2 separate regions of the Homo sapiens genome follow, and region 1 is linked to region 2. The links are chromatin loops, found by intact Hi-C in ENCODE. Cell type or tissue: Calu3. All regions are shown on one strand. Links, peaks and the distances in the headings refer to the core of each region. The heading gives the core; the rest is flanking DNA. Region 1 has its middle 33 kb from the start of SNORA71B. Region 2 overlaps BPI (bactericidal permeability increasing protein).

Region 1 (4,395 bases), core at 182-4,181, 54 kb after region 2:
CACATTCACACAATGGAATATTAAACAGCAATGAGCATGAATGAACTACAACCACATGCCACCACATGGGTGACCCCTGCAAACAGGATGCTAAGTGAAAGATGCCTGGCATGATTTCATTGATACAAAATTCAAAAGAAGGCAAACCTAACGTATAGAAGCAAAAGTTAGACAAGTGGTCAGACTTCAAGGTGGGGTGGGGGATAGTAACTAGAAAAGGATATGAGGAAGCTTCTGGGGTTTTGGTGATGTTCTGCTTCTTGATCCACGTACTGGTTACATTGGTGAGCTCACTTTGAGAACATCTGTCTCTCCATATACTTGTCTGTGTATATGTTATACTTCAAAATAAAAGTATCTATCTGAAGGGTATGTCTGTATTTATGAGACTCCTTATAGTGTCTTTGCTCACGATAAACAAAGCACCATTTTTCAGATTTTTTTCATCCATATATATGAAGATATACATTGTGTACAGCTGCTTATTATGGCATTGCTTGTAATAGCAAAATAATAACAAAACAAAAATGAAAGAAACCTGTATGGTCCTTAATAGGATACTGGTAGTTATATTATGGTATATAGCCATGCAAAGGAATACTATGCAGCCATTAAAAAGAATGAAAGAATGAGGCCCATCTATGTGTGCAGACATAGAAGAATGTGAAGAATTATTAGGTGGAAATAGTAGACTGCAGAACAGTAGGTACAGTATTATCTTCTTTCATGCATGCATGCTTATATGTGTACAGGAAATTGCTAAGAGGTTACCTAAGATAGTGAAACAGAAGTTACCTCTGGAGAATGGAAATGAAGCATTGGTAAGGCTGCAAAATTTTTACTTTCCTTTTTGTGCCATTGTACATTATTTGTATATTTTTAAGCAAGCAAATACTACTCCTTAAAAGTAAATTATCTGGCCAAATGCAGTGGCTCACACCTAGCATTTTGGGAGGCCAGGATGGGATGATTGCTTGAGGCCAGGAGTTTGAGACCATCCTGGGTGGCATAGGGGGACCCCGTCTCTACAAAAAAATAAAATAAAATTTAATTTAATTTAATTTAATTTAAAAATGAATTTTTAAATGTATTAATTTCCTATTGCTGCTGTAACAAATTAGCCACAAACTGCGTAACTTTAAACAACATGAACTTATTATCTTTTAGTTTTGGAGGTCAAGAGGGCTGCATTCCTTCAGGAAGCTCTGGGGGAGAATCTGTTCCCTTCTTTGTTCAGCTGCTAGAGGCTGCTTACATTCGTTGGCCTGCAGCCACTTCCCCCATCTTCAAAACCAGCAGCAGAGCATCTTCTCTCCTCTCTGACCTCTACTTCTGGCCTTACATCTTCTTTAACTCTGATCCTTCTGTTTTTCTCTCATAAGGACCCTTGTGATTGCACTGAGCCCACCCAAATAATGCACGATAATCTCCCCATCTCAAAATCCTTAACTTAATCACACCTGCAAAGTCCGTTCACCACGCGAGGTAACATACTCATAGGTTCAGGGAATTAGGACATGGACATCTTTGGTGAGCCCATTGTTCAACCTGCCACAAATGTATATCAAAGCAATTAAGGCACACATTTTAAAAAATCAAATGTGCAAAAGGGCTTATCATAAGAAGCAGTGGTCTCAGAGGTACCACATTTAATTCCTGAAATGTTTCTGGTTTTAGTTCCTTTGATGGCTAGCTCAAGATCTCAAATAACGTTCCTACATCATTTTTTAAATTTACCAATTTTCTAAAAATTTGCTGAGTACATGAGGACTTAGCTTGTCACCCCATTTTCCTTTCCTCTCTCAAAATACTATGTAACATAATATTTTTTGTTTCTCTATTGGTGTGTTTGTAATTTTAGATAATACATTCACACATATTTCGTGCTCTATCAACTATACCTATATGACTTCCCTTTACTCACTGTGTGACCTTGGTGGGTCTCTCTGAGCCCAAGTTTCCACATCTAAAAAAGTCACAAATGTGCAGTAGTCTCACTAGCTGGCTGTCCACCGAACCATTTCTCTTTCCACCTGGACACATGGTTGAACTACATTTCCCAGCACCCCTTGCAATTAATTGTGGCCCATGTGACTGAGTTCTGACAAATCCATAAACACCACCTGTATGATCCCCCACTACATCTTTCTCTCTCTCTGTCTCTGTCTCTGTCTCTCTCTCTCTCTCTCTCTCTCTCAATCTCTCTCTCTCTCGTCCCCCCTCAGCCAGCTGGATGTCGATATATTGACACCCAAGGTGACTTGGGATAAATGTGTTGAAGATGGCAGAGCCTCCAGCAGCAGTCTAGGTCCCTGAATGATTGTATGGAGCAGAGCTTCTCCCATCCCCAACTGTGGCATGTGGGCTTTGCAAAAGCAGAAATAAACCTGTCAGTCACTGAGATTTGGGGATTTAAACATTAAACACGAGCTAGTGTTGGTTTTAATTGGTACAGAAAGTATAGCAACCCATGAGACTACTGAATTACTTAAACGTATGTAAGTATATTAAGGTTTGTAAGTTGCTTAATCAGTAAATGCTTAACAAATGGAAACTATTATTATTAGTAACACATTCCTTGGACGTCAGGGTTCTCCCCTGCTTCCCCTCCCAGAGACTTTCTAGTTTGCCCTGTTCAGTTAACTCTTCCTTTCCCTCAGCAAGAAAATACGTGCCTATCTAACACCATAAATAATCAAATAATCTCTCCTTGTTCAGAACTCAGCTCCACAATTCAATTGGCAACCGATCATGTGGTATTTTCAACTGCTATTTAAATATTTTGCTATCTAATTTCTCCTAGTTTTATGTCTAACCTCCCTAAGTAGATTATAATTGCCTTGAGGGCAGGAAACAGATATTACATGTCTTTGTATCACCCACGGCTCAATGCAGTACTGAGTCAGGCACTTAATACGTATCTGGTGATTTGATTTGAAGTCTCTTGTCACTTAACCTAGTGATCCAATCTTTTCCCAAGTTATGGGCTGCCCTAGGCTTTTATCATATAGCTCCTTCAATTTATAGCCAGCTGTTAATTATCTCCAGATCTTGCCACTGCGCTTCTGTGCATGCTCAGCTGTCCCCACCTTTCACTTTAATTTCTCCTGTTCAGATCCCAGAGCCGCCCGCAAAGGATATCTCACCCTGTTCTCACTGATGATGGTTCTAAGCTGCCCACTGGGGCTTTGAAAGGTACTTGGAAGGTAAATGAGCCACAGAATGTTAACCCAGGAGGGCGGAAACCCAGGGCAGCAGGAAGTAAGAGAGGACCTTGAGGGTCTCCATTTTGCAGGGTGCTCAAGGGCCAAAGGGAAGGGAGGCCCTGGCAGGTTGAGGTGACCTTTACACTTTAACACTTTGGTGAGTTTCCTTAACACCTTCCCATTTCTGAAGAGCCTGGACGTGGTTGAGGTCTTGCAGAGAACGAGTAGAGAGTGCGGTGGTTTCAACTGAAATAGTCCCTGTCAATCTAACAGTCCAATATTTGTAGTTACTTCTCACTATGGATTCAGTTGTGGTACCCCCAAAAAAGATATGCTGACCAGGTGGGGTGGCTCATACCTGTAATCCCAGCACTTTGGGAGGCCAAGGCAAGTGGATCACTTGAGGTCAGAAGTTTGAGACCAGCCTAGTCAACATAGTGAAACCCCGTCTCTTCTAAAAATATAAAAATTAGCCAGGCGTGGTGGCGGGCATCTGTAGTCCCAGCTACTCAAGAGGCTGAGGCACGAGAATCGCTTAAACCTGGGAGGCGGAGGTTGCAGTGAGCCGAGATCACACCACTGCACTCCAGCCTGGGCGACAGAGCAAGACTCCATCTCAATAAATAAATAATCAAAAAAGATATGCTGAAGCTTTAACCTCCAGGACCTCAAAATGTGATCTTATTTGGAATAGGCTCTTGATAGAGGTAATCAAATTAAAATGAAATCATCAGGATGGGCTCTAATCCAATATGACTTGTGTCCTTATAAAAAGGGAAAATTTGGACACAGATGCAGCTACACGCAGAGGGGAGGTGATGTGAAGACAACTATGTGATGCTGGAGGCAGAGATTGGACTGATGCAGCTGCCATTCCAGGGATGCATGAGGCTGCTGGAAGCTAGGAAGATGCAAGGAAGGATTCCACCCAGAGTCTCAAAGGGAGCATGGCCTGTGGGCACCTTGACTTCTGACTTCTAGCCTTCAGGACTGGGAGACAATCCATTTTTGTTGTTTTAAGTAACCCAGTTTGTGGGGACGGGGAGGTGGTTAAGAAAGGGTCTCACTCTGTCATCTAGCAGGCTGGAGTGCAGTGGTGCAATCACGGCTCACTGCAACCTCAACCTCCTGGATTGAAGTATCCTCCAATCTCAGCCTCCTGAGTAGCTGGGACTACAGGCATGTGCCA
Region 2 (4,395 bases), core at 130-4,129:
GTATAACATGTGGTCGACGTCTGGCAGATTTAGACACAGCACAGAAGTCTCCTTCGTGGCTTTCGCCCAGGCTGACTTCCGTCTGCATTTGACACTGATGCGCTTCCTGGGCATGCTTTCTTCTCTTAGTTTCCAGCACTCCCCTAGCTCTTGGTTGTCTACCTGCCACCTCCTCTGCTTGTTCTCCTGCCCCTTCTCTGCAAGCTGGAGATCTCCAGGACCCCTCCCCAGGCCTCTTCTCTTCCCCCGCCATTGGCAAGCCTTCGTCACTCTTGTCAACCTCTTCAGGCTTAGCTGCCACCTGCGTGCCACCCAATGTCCCAGACATGCTTCCAGTCTTTTTATTTTTTCCAAACTCTCAGCTTGTGCATTCGCAGGCTCCCTCAATGTCTCCACCCTGAGGCCTCTTAAACCCAGCATGTCCCCACAAAGCTGTCACCTCCGCAGCGAAACCGTCACCCAGCTTGCATTTCTCACCTTGGTCAAAGGCTTTCCTGATAACTTGTGGCCCTCCTGGGGAGCCTCGCATCACCCAGATCCCTCCCTCTCCCTTTCCCCCAATGTCCAGGCCATCAATCCTCAATTCTTTAGACCAGGGAGCTAATTAATGGGGCTGAGAGACTGTAGAAAAATAACCAAGAGTGCAGAGGAAACACATACCGCATATTCCTCACATTTTACCAAGTTCGTGTTTTAAAAAAAATGACCCATGGCACAATTTAATTTCTTCATTTCTAAAAATCCTGAGTGAAGGACACAAAGAAGCAGAGAGAAGTGGTTTTGCAGCCTTGATTGGAACAAGCACTCCCTTGAGCTGCCATGAGGCAGGGACGACAAATGAAGGCCTCTAAAACAGCCCGGGGGGTCTCCGTGTCTAAGAAGGAGGCAGCTTCCAGGGAAGCTGCTGACAGATTCGCAGATGTTGGCAGCTGTGGATGTGTAGATCCGGGCAGCGAAACACTGAGTGACCCCCACTGGCCCTGCCTTTCTCCTTCCTAAGAGGCAGGCTCCCAAAATGTCCTTCTTAAAACTCCAGTAGCTCCACACTCACAAACAAGGGGTGCATCTTCAACTGGTGACAACATTCTCATCTCTCCCTAGAACTTCCTGCTGTTCGGTGCAGACGTTGTCTATAAATGAAGGCACCAGGGGTGCCGGGGGCTGTCAGCCACACCTGTTCCTGATGGGCTGTGGGGCACCGGCTGCCTTTCCCCAGGGAATCCTCTCCAGATCTTAACCAAGAGCCCCTTGCAAACTTCTTCGACTCAGATTCAGAAATGATCTAAACACGAGGAAACATTATTCATTGGAAAAGTGCATGGTGTGTATTTTAGGGATTATGAGCTTCTTTCAAGGGCTAAGGCTGCAGAGATATTTCCTCCAGGAATCGTGTTTCAATTGTAACCAAGAAATTTCCATTTGTGCTTCATGAAAAAAAACTTCTGGTTTTTTTCATGTGGATTCTGTGTGCTGGTATTGTTTCTTGTTTTATGTTCATTTATTTATTATTCATTGGCTGTAACCAATGTGGCCGGCAGTGCCAGTTTACAGCACAGATACAATCATCTCTTTTTATTTCTATAATTAATCTCTGGAATCCCCACAGCCTCCATTAACAGAAAGTCTCATTGTTCCAAATGTCCTTGTGATTTTCTTAGTCCAAATTCCTAATGTCACACAGAGAGGGTCTGGAGAGTGGGTCAGTCCACTATGCTGTTGTTCTTTCCACTACCACATGGTGTGGCTGTTGACCCGTCATTCTGCACAGCCCATTGTCCTGTGTAGTCACCTGTCCACTAGGACTGTTGCTCCCGTCACTACCACACGGTGTCGCTGTTGAAAAGCTAGCCTGCACAGCCCACCTTCCCTGCCCCACACTTGGGCTCCCCGTTTCATCCATGTTCTCCTGCCCAGCCATTGTCCCCAAAAGCAGAACAATGGGCCAGGTGACAGAGTCCATTGGGGTTTTCTGCTTCAGTCACATCTTTGGGTGCAATTAGCACTTCCCCATGACTCTCCCAGCTCTAGTGTGGAAGCCAGATCACCAACCCAGACTGTCTTTGGAATTCTGGGGAGTTTCCTTGGGGGCTTTGGGCCATTTCCTGCCATGGGACATCAGAGGGGGCTATCTCAGCCCATGAGATGGGGTTTTATGGATTGTACTTCAGATTGATTGAGGAGTCCTGGAAGGCCTTTCTACACTGCTGACATGTGCTCTGAGACCATAAGGATGAGCAACAACACACTGGAGGAGTTCGATGCAGACGGTGGAGTGGGGGACCACATGACCAGATTTAGTTTTTAAAATGTTTTATTGTGACTTCTGAAAGCATCAGAAGGACAAGAGGGCAAGGGATGAGCACAAATTAGGAATGTGTTGTTATTCAAGCTTCAACCAGATTGGTGATGGTAAAATTGAAGAGAAGCATTTGTAGCGAGCAAAAGCAGATAAAAGGTATTTATTTTATTTATAAAGAAAAATGTACACACTTCTGCTGACATCATTGATTCTCTGTCAAATGGAGTTAAAGGCTCTAGGGCCACACAAGAAGGGAGGGCCATTGATCAAACACTCTCAGGAGTCAAGCAAAGGGCATGAATGATCTAATTTAATCCTGATAGCATTCTTCATCCCCCAAGATGGCAATTGCTCAAACTTTTTTGGTTGTTTGTTTTTGAGACAGAGTCTTGCTCTGTCACCCAGGCTGGAGTGCAGTGGCACGATCTCAGCTCACTGCAACCTCTGACTCCCAAGTTCAAGCGATTCTCCTGCCTCAGCCTCCTGAGTAGCTGGGACTACAGGCATGTGCCATCATGCCTGGCTAATTTTTGTATTTTTAGTAGAGATGAGGTTTCATCATGTTGGCCGGGCAGGTCTCAAACTCCTGACCTCAGGTCATCTACCTGCCTGGGTCTCCCAAAGCGCTGGGATTACAGGGGTGAGCCACCGAGCCCAGCTGTTCAAACATTTTAAATTGAGTTACCCTTCCCTGATCACATAGCCAGCAGGTGGCAGAGTTGGAATTCCCACCTTATCTATTCCCACATGTCAGAGCCCATGCTTTTTTTGCTCCTCCCCGATGTCAAAATGTTGTCTGTTCTGGGGGACTTGGCACGTTTAAAGCAGAACTTCTTTGTTCTGTGGCATAGGTTGTACACTGTAAAACATAGGTTGTACCAGGTTGAGGAAACAAAAGTCTTTCTCTAATTTGTCCACCAGTAGTATGCATCTTTTTCTCCACTAGCCAGGGGCTATGGAGGCCCTGAATAGAACAGAAGAGCAGCTAGCAAGGGCGGAAGGAAGAGAGAGAAGGGAAGCACAGCGTGGGATAGACTGGGAGGCCATGAGGACTGTTAAGGGCTCTAGGTTTTGTTCCAAAAGATAAGGCAAGCCACTGGAGAGTTTTGAGCAGAAGAATGTTACAATCCAATTCACATTTGTAAAAGAGCCCTCTGGCTGCTGGGGAGACTAGCTGGTAGATATGGACACACACCTGCCATCCCCCACCCTCATTCTCTTTGGAGTTAACCCCCTTCTACACCTGCCCTCTACTTTCTGTAACATATAGGCACCCCCTGCTCCACACTCTATAGAAAAAAAAAAAAAAATGCAATTATTAGGTTGGTGCAAAAGTAATTGCGGTTTTTGCCATTACTTTTAATGCAAAAACCGCAATTACTTTTTTTTTTTGGAGACAGAGTCTCGCTCTGTCACCCAGGCTGGAATGCAGTGGTGTGATCTTGGCTCACTGCAACCTCTGCCTCCCGGATTCAAACCGTTCTCCTGCCTCAGCCTCCCAAGTATCTGGGATTACAGTCTCACACCAGTACGCGCGGCTAATATTTTGTGTACATATATTTTTAAATATAGACAGGGTTTCTCCATGTTGGCCAGAGTGGTCTCCAACTCCTGACCTCAAGTGATCCACCCACCTTGGCCTTCCAAAGTGCTGGGATTACAAGTGTGAGCCACTGAATCCAGTCTTGGCCGTTACTTTTAATGCCAAAAAAAATAATTACTTTTCCATCAACCTAAATCTTTCTTGGACCTGAAGATTGGTGCATGAAACACATTGTGCCTGCGAACTTCTCTCTAATGGCTGAGGAAAGGCAGTTGCTTGGGGGTTAGGGTTTGAGCAGCATTCCCCAACACACTCCAAAGGTTCTGCCAAGTTGGCTACAGAACCACTATTTGAGCAGCTTCTCCCTTCAGGCTAAGCATTGTCTGCTGCAGATGACTGCAAATGTGTGTTTGGGGTTTCTTTGGGTGACGTTGAAAATGTTCTAAAATTAAATTCTGGATTGTACACTTTAAATGGGTGAATTTTATGTATATGAAATATATGTCAATAAAGTGGCAAAAGACAATTGAAGAAGAAAAAAAAGAATTGTTCA

What was found. Peaks named below come from ENCODE experiments on the same cell type or tissue, not always from the same donor. Only the 100,000 strongest peaks of a DNase experiment are listed, where the experiment ranks them.
Region 1: it touches region 2 in a loop (2.7-fold over the local background); 34 of 110 quality-filtered maps call a loop at or near these places.

The regions. Positions count from the first base shown.
Region 1 is chr20:38,390,442-38,394,836 of GRCh38, forward strand. No RefSeq gene overlaps it. Among named protein-coding and RNA genes, the nearest start is that of SNORA71B, 33 kb to the right of the region's middle. In Calu3, for the core only: no CTCF peak of the experiment used is centred there; a DNase peak (open chromatin) is centred at 2,060.
Region 2 is chr20:38,336,045-38,340,439 of GRCh38, forward strand. It overlaps BPI (bactericidal permeability increasing protein), which reads left to right. Exons shown (of 15, transcript NM_001725.3): 15 at 1,102-1,461. The coding sequence ends at 1,140. Among named protein-coding and RNA genes, the nearest start is that of LBP, 8.2 kb to the right of the region's middle. In Calu3, for the core only: CTCF peaks have their summits at 1,850 and 2,988 (motif pointing right); DNase peaks (open chromatin) are centred at 1,807 and 2,967.